2 separate regions of the Mus musculus genome follow, and region 1 is linked to region 2. Evidence: chromatin contacts called from ENCODE Hi-C or POLR2A ChIA-PET data. All regions are on one chromosome and are shown on one strand. The core of a region is the stretch at or near the end of the contact, and the rest is flanking DNA. Distances in the headings are between cores, read along the strand shown. Region 1 holds the start of B3glct (beta-3-glucosyltransferase). Region 2 holds the start of Hsph1 (heat shock 105kDa/110kDa protein 1).

Evidence for each region. A loop is a pair of places that touch in the nucleus more often than their neighbours do. ChIA-PET counts read pairs that join two places held with the same protein, here RNA polymerase II (POLR2A).
Region 1: a map of left cerebral cortex shows a loop between it and region 2 (5-fold over the local background). The contact joins the promoter of B3glct here to the promoter of Hsph1 in region 2. A Hi-C loop is called at or near these places in 13 of 37 maps with a recorded cell type or tissue (CH12.LX, T-helper 1 cell, T-helper 17 cell and 6 more). POLR2A ChIA-PET finds 5 or more read pairs at or near these places in 3 of 5 experiments (Patski and embryonic stem cell).

The regions. Positions count from the first base shown.
Region 1 is chr5:149,676,924-149,679,623 of GRCm38, reverse strand. B3glct (beta-3-glucosyltransferase) reads right to left here and starts at 1,394. Exons shown (of 15, transcript NM_001081204.2): 1 at 1,245-1,394. The coding sequence starts at 1,287.
Region 2 is chr5:149,634,980-149,637,679 of GRCm38, reverse strand. Hsph1 (heat shock 105kDa/110kDa protein 1) reads left to right here and starts at 1,365. Exons shown (of 18, transcript NM_013559.2): 1 at 1,365-1,710. The coding sequence starts at 1,604.

The DNA of each region.
Region 1 (2,700 bases), core at 145-2,644, 42 kb before region 2:
GATTTTCCCGGAGGCCTCAAGGTTCCGCGGGGCACCCCGGTCCTCCCTCCCCTCCTTGCCCAACTGCATTAGGAGGAAGGCAGGCCAAGTTTGTAGGTTCCTAGGGAGTGGTACACAAAGAGAGGAGGTCTCTGGGAAATTGCAGGAGCTGAGGGTACAGGGTGGGGGTGACGCAAGGGATACGGGGAGGGGGGCGCGCCTTGGGGCGTGCTAATGGCTGTATCAGGGTTCTGTAAAGCTGGGTAGGGTCTCAAGGAACACACGATGGGATGCATGGAGTATTTAAGGCAAAACGGTGTGTGCTTGACTGGGGCGATGGGCGGGGGTGGGGGTGGGGTGTAGATAGTGGGACACCGGTCATGCACAGCAGGAGATCCAGGGTACATACGGAGGAGTGGGAAAAGGGGTGCCCATGGCCGAGTGCAGGTTGTCCACAACAGGAGGTACAGGGTGCACAGGGCGGAACACGGGGGATGCACAAGGTAGAGAGCGGGGTGCACACAGTGGGATGCGGGGTATGCACGGTGAGGTGGGATACGGTATTCAAGGTCGGGAGGGGTGAAACTTGGGATATGCACCTCCAGGCACTGGGAATGCACATGGAGGATCGAGGGGTGTGCACAAGGTGGGGCGCGGGGATGCACATCTAGGGGTATGGGATGCACAACTATGGGACCCATGAGTGCACAGCTGTGGGACACAGGGGCACACGGTAGAGAGCAGGGGGTGTACGGCCGGGCACGGAGTAAGCACAAGCAGAGGGTGCACACGGTGGGGCGCACGGAGTGTACACAGTGGGGCGCAGAGTGCACACGGCGGGCCGTGGCATGAATGCCGTGGGGCGTAGGATAGCTACGGTGGAGTGCGGAGTGCACACCGCGGAGCGCGGCAAGCATTCGGCGGGGCGCTGGGGGCGCACAGGGCGGGGTGCTCATAGTGGGGCGCGAGGTGTGCACCGCAGGGCGCACGGGCGGCGCGCAGGGGCGGGAAAGGCGCGGCCTCTTGTAAAGTTTCTAGCAGTTGCGCGGCTCTGGCTCCCGACCCGGCCGCGCCCTCCCCACCAGCCCGCGTGCCCCGGCGGAAGGAGGCGGAGATGGAGAGGGCGCGGGCCGAGGGTGGCGCCACTAGAGGGCGCTGCGGCCGGGACGGGGCGGGACGGGGCGGGCGGCAGCCGGAACCGCGCGGGGGTGGCCAGCAGCCCCGGGACTCCCTCCCCGCGCCCGCCCGGGCCGCTCGCTACTTACCCGCGGAGCAGCTGAACAGCGCCAGCAGCGCGGGAGGCCGCATCCCGGAGGCAGAGGCTCCGCGCCCTTCCCGGAGCCGAGCTGCGCGGACGCCCTGCGCGCCTGACCCTTCTCGCGCTCCCCTCCTCCTTCCCGGCGCCGCGCCGGCTCGGGCTGCGCCCTCTGGCGGCCGGGATCGGGAGCGCCCCGGTGTACGCTCGCAACCGGCGCGGTTGTAGGTGGTCCTGCTGCCCAGCTGGACCGCGCCCTCCTCTGGGCATCTGACCTCAGAGCTTCTTTTCTGACCCTCTGACAAACTCTGCCGTCATGCCCTTCGCTTCCCAGAACTTCTTTCCCCATCCCTAGCAGTAGATCACCCTTACTGTCCTCAAAGTGAAGGAAGAAGGATCGTTTTTTTCTTCCCTGCTAATGGACTATCTTCAGTTTTTATAAAAAGCAAAATCGATAATTCAACTCTTAATATTGTTGGCACCGATGTTCTACTTTGATGAAGGTGTTTTTAATCAGCTCAACTAATTTACTTAATATCCTCTTCTTAAATGGAATTTGATTAATAGCTTTGGCCCGGAGTTTTGCTCTTAATAGATGTTGGTGTAAAGCTAAATTTTTATTAATGTTATTTTGAGTGTTCACTGTGATGGAAGAGAGAGGGTATTCAAGATACTTGATGAAAATGAATCAATTAAGAACACAGAGAAGAGTGAGGTGGAAAAGTCACATAAGCAGAGTTCCTTCCAGCACAGAATCCTGAAGGGTCTCCCTCCCACCCTGGAAGAGTTCCACCTGAGGACCTTACAGTTACATTGTAGTGAACCAAAGAGGGAAACAATTACAGGGAAGAATTAGAGGGACCCTTCCCAGAAACACAGTTTCTCCTGCATCTCCAAGGATGTAAAAAAGACTGACTGAGCAACCCTGGCTTGTGTTTAGATGATGCGAGGCTAGAGGGCAGCTAGAGTTGCCTTTCAGCCACTGTGGTCACAGGACAAATGACTCACCGAACATCTCCCCCAACCACAGGTAGTAAAACTCTAGGGCAAGCCTGCTCATAAAGACTTTGGCAGTCATATTTCTTAGTTTCTGTGTGTTTCTTGTTGACTGGTGCCAGTCTCTTGACTGATGAAGACCAGCGCTACAGTTTTTCCAAATTCTTGGTTGGCTGCTTTAACTCCTTGGGCTTTCTTGGGAAGTTCTAAAGCTGATAGACAGTTTCCCATTGCTAAAGTTTTCTAGCATTCTCCTAGGAAATATTCCTTCCCTTTGTTAGACACCGTACCTATAAACAAGATGTAAATAGAGAGAAAAATCTAGTAGCCAAGTAACACAACTGAGGACCCTACTTTGGTAGCAAACAACTTTGAGGGCTTAGTGGATCAGACTTTTCATTGAAATTATCCTGGAAGGATGGAGAGGTGACTCAGTGATTAAGACCATGTACTACTCTCCTGGAGGGCCT
Region 2 (2,700 bases), core at 116-2,615:
GCTAGCAGGTGAAATAACTTAAGTGGCAAGCCGATCAATCACCACGAATAAAACTTACTCTGCAATTTGTATAGAAAGCTCCCATTTAAGCAACCCCACTTGTCCTACGGGAAGAGGCATACTTCAGGAGTTAGTTTTTAACCCTGGGCCCCAACTCTTCATTCAATTACACACTTATTTAGCAGCGCACGTTTTAATTGTGCATATTTCCATATTCTAGAGGGTACACACGGGGTTTTCAGGCAAACTTTGACGTTTTTTTTAACGGTACATAAGAATTGAAAGCAGGAGCCAGCAGCATCCACCTCTGCTTTCTCTTCATGGAACCTAAGCTTACTTTCCAAGGAAAGAAAATGAAAGGTTAGATTAAACAAGGAATAAACCATACACCCATTTATTAAACCATATTATTAGCCATTACATTAAATCATAACCTTATGGTTAGGAGTGGCAGGGTTAAACAAAGTCGGCTTAAACTAGTATCCAAAATATGCAAAACCCTGTCGGCAAAACACCAGCAGCTTCCCAAATTGCATAGCAATCAAAAGTTTTCATTTAAGAAGAAGAAGAAGAAGAAGAAGAAGAAGAAGAAGAAGAAGAAGAAGAAGAAGAAGAAGAAGAAGAAGAAGAAGAAGAAGAAGAAAACCCTTCTGTGTTTTATTCTGCAACAATCTTGCCAGCGGACAAATGTCTACAAAATATAAACCGCGTTTGCGGCTTATCCTGACGCCCCTAAATCGCAATCCATTAGCTGTTGAAAAAACAAGCAAGAACGGAACACAGAACAAAGCATACACCAGAGAAAGAGCGCGAATCGGCAGCAGCCAGCTGGGCCTCTTTTTACTGAGCCCTTAAGACAAAGCAGGATCGTGGCACGCACCACGGGCTGGACTACATATCCTAGCATGCAAAGCACCGAGGCCTCACCACTGGACTGCGTTTCCCAGCATGCAAGGCGCTAGGGTCTCCCGGCCAGACTACGCTTCCCGACATGCTCTCTGCCAACAGCAAGTTCGTGACCGGAGAGGCCTGGGGTCCCGGAGTAGTGTGTTCTTTCTCCGTCCTTTCAATAGTTTTTCGGCGTCGGGAGCCGGACACTGCCACCGGAGTCACCACTTAAGCGACAGAAGTTCCCGACCGGTTATTCACTGGAGTCAACTGGAACGAAAACTGCCCCTCAGGCTGGGGAGGGCGGGATGGAGGCCGGGCAAGCTCGGTCAGTTTTAGCCAATGGCGCCCGAGCAGCTGCCCTGTCACCATGGCAACTCAGGCCGCCCGCGGAGGGACCAGCAGTCCATTGGGTAGAATCTTTCTCGAAGGCTCGAGAAGAAGGAAGCGGAAGTGGCACGTGGAGGCGCCGGTGAGTAAAATGCTGCAGATTCTGGAAAGTTCTCCTCAGTAGGCTACATAAGGCTGAGCGATTGGGACCTCCCCTTTTGGATTGGTAGCTGAGCGGCGGCGGCTGCGTGAGAGAGGCGGGCGGCGGAGAGCGGTGGCAGAGACTGAGCGCAGTCTTGCAGGGTAAGCCGGAGGCATCTTCCCGACTGGTCGGGAGCAGGACGAGCACGCAGCGGACCCGAGGCGGAGGCGGACCGGGCCAGCCATGTCGGTGGTTGGGCTAGACGTAGGCTCACAGAGCTGCTACATTGCGGTGGCGCGGGCCGGGGGCATCGAGACCATCGCCAACGAGTTCAGCGACCGCTGCACCCCGTAAGTAGGAGCCTGGGTGGCCGGGGAGGGCTGGAGCTCGCTGCTTCCCGAGGGAGATGGTGGGTCCGGGGATTCCGGGAACCGTGACACCCCGCGACCACCTGGTCCCGCTGGCCTTCCAGGCTCGCCCCCGACTCCCCACTCAGCTTCTTCAAGCTGGCACCGGCTCCCACCTCAGCTAGGATCTCGGCAGAGCCTGGGCAACAGAGCCTTTTCCTCCGCATGGTGAATCTCCAAATGACCTAGAAGGTTCCAGAGCCTGTGCGCCGCTGCTTGCCTAGGGAGCGAGCGGACTGTTGTTAGCGACCACAGAAACACGCTATGGTGGAGGAATCCTCCGTCTCTGCGTCTCATCTACTCCTGATTTGTTAATATTGCCCTAGTGCCCCAATCGCCTTTTGGAAGCGTCCTTTTTAAAGCTCATTGTGAAAAACGTCCGTGAGAGTTTCCAGACCCAGAGTTCGTTTATTTTAACACCATTTAGAGTAAGCAGTACAAATTTAACATTGTTGTTGCTTAACACACTGCTGTGCAAAAAATTCAGTGGGGAAGATGGATTTTTTTGCTTCGGAATTAAATATTCTGCAGCAACGTGGGTGGGTAAACGGAAGCATGGTAAAAAGCAACTTTTTGAGGGGGTTAGTTTCTGAAGGTTACATATTAGAGGCAGTTAGACCTGCGTGTGCCTTCACCGACAACAGCTGTATGCTTTTTAAGGCAATCATTATAGGGCTTTTTCCCCCCATGTGCAAAGTCCAAGATAATAAATGTTAAACATCGAACCCAAAGGTAAAATCATTCCGACCTTATTAGAGGAACATTTATGAGTGAATAGGAGGAAGAAAGCCTTGCTAGGAACTTACTTTCTAAGCATGGGCTCCCTCTCTCACAAAGCCATGGTGCTCTGTGATTCGGCAATTAGTAGGAAGGCTGCCAGTCCTTCTTGCCCCCATCCTGTATGCTAAGCGCTTCTTCCTCTCTCTGCCTAAA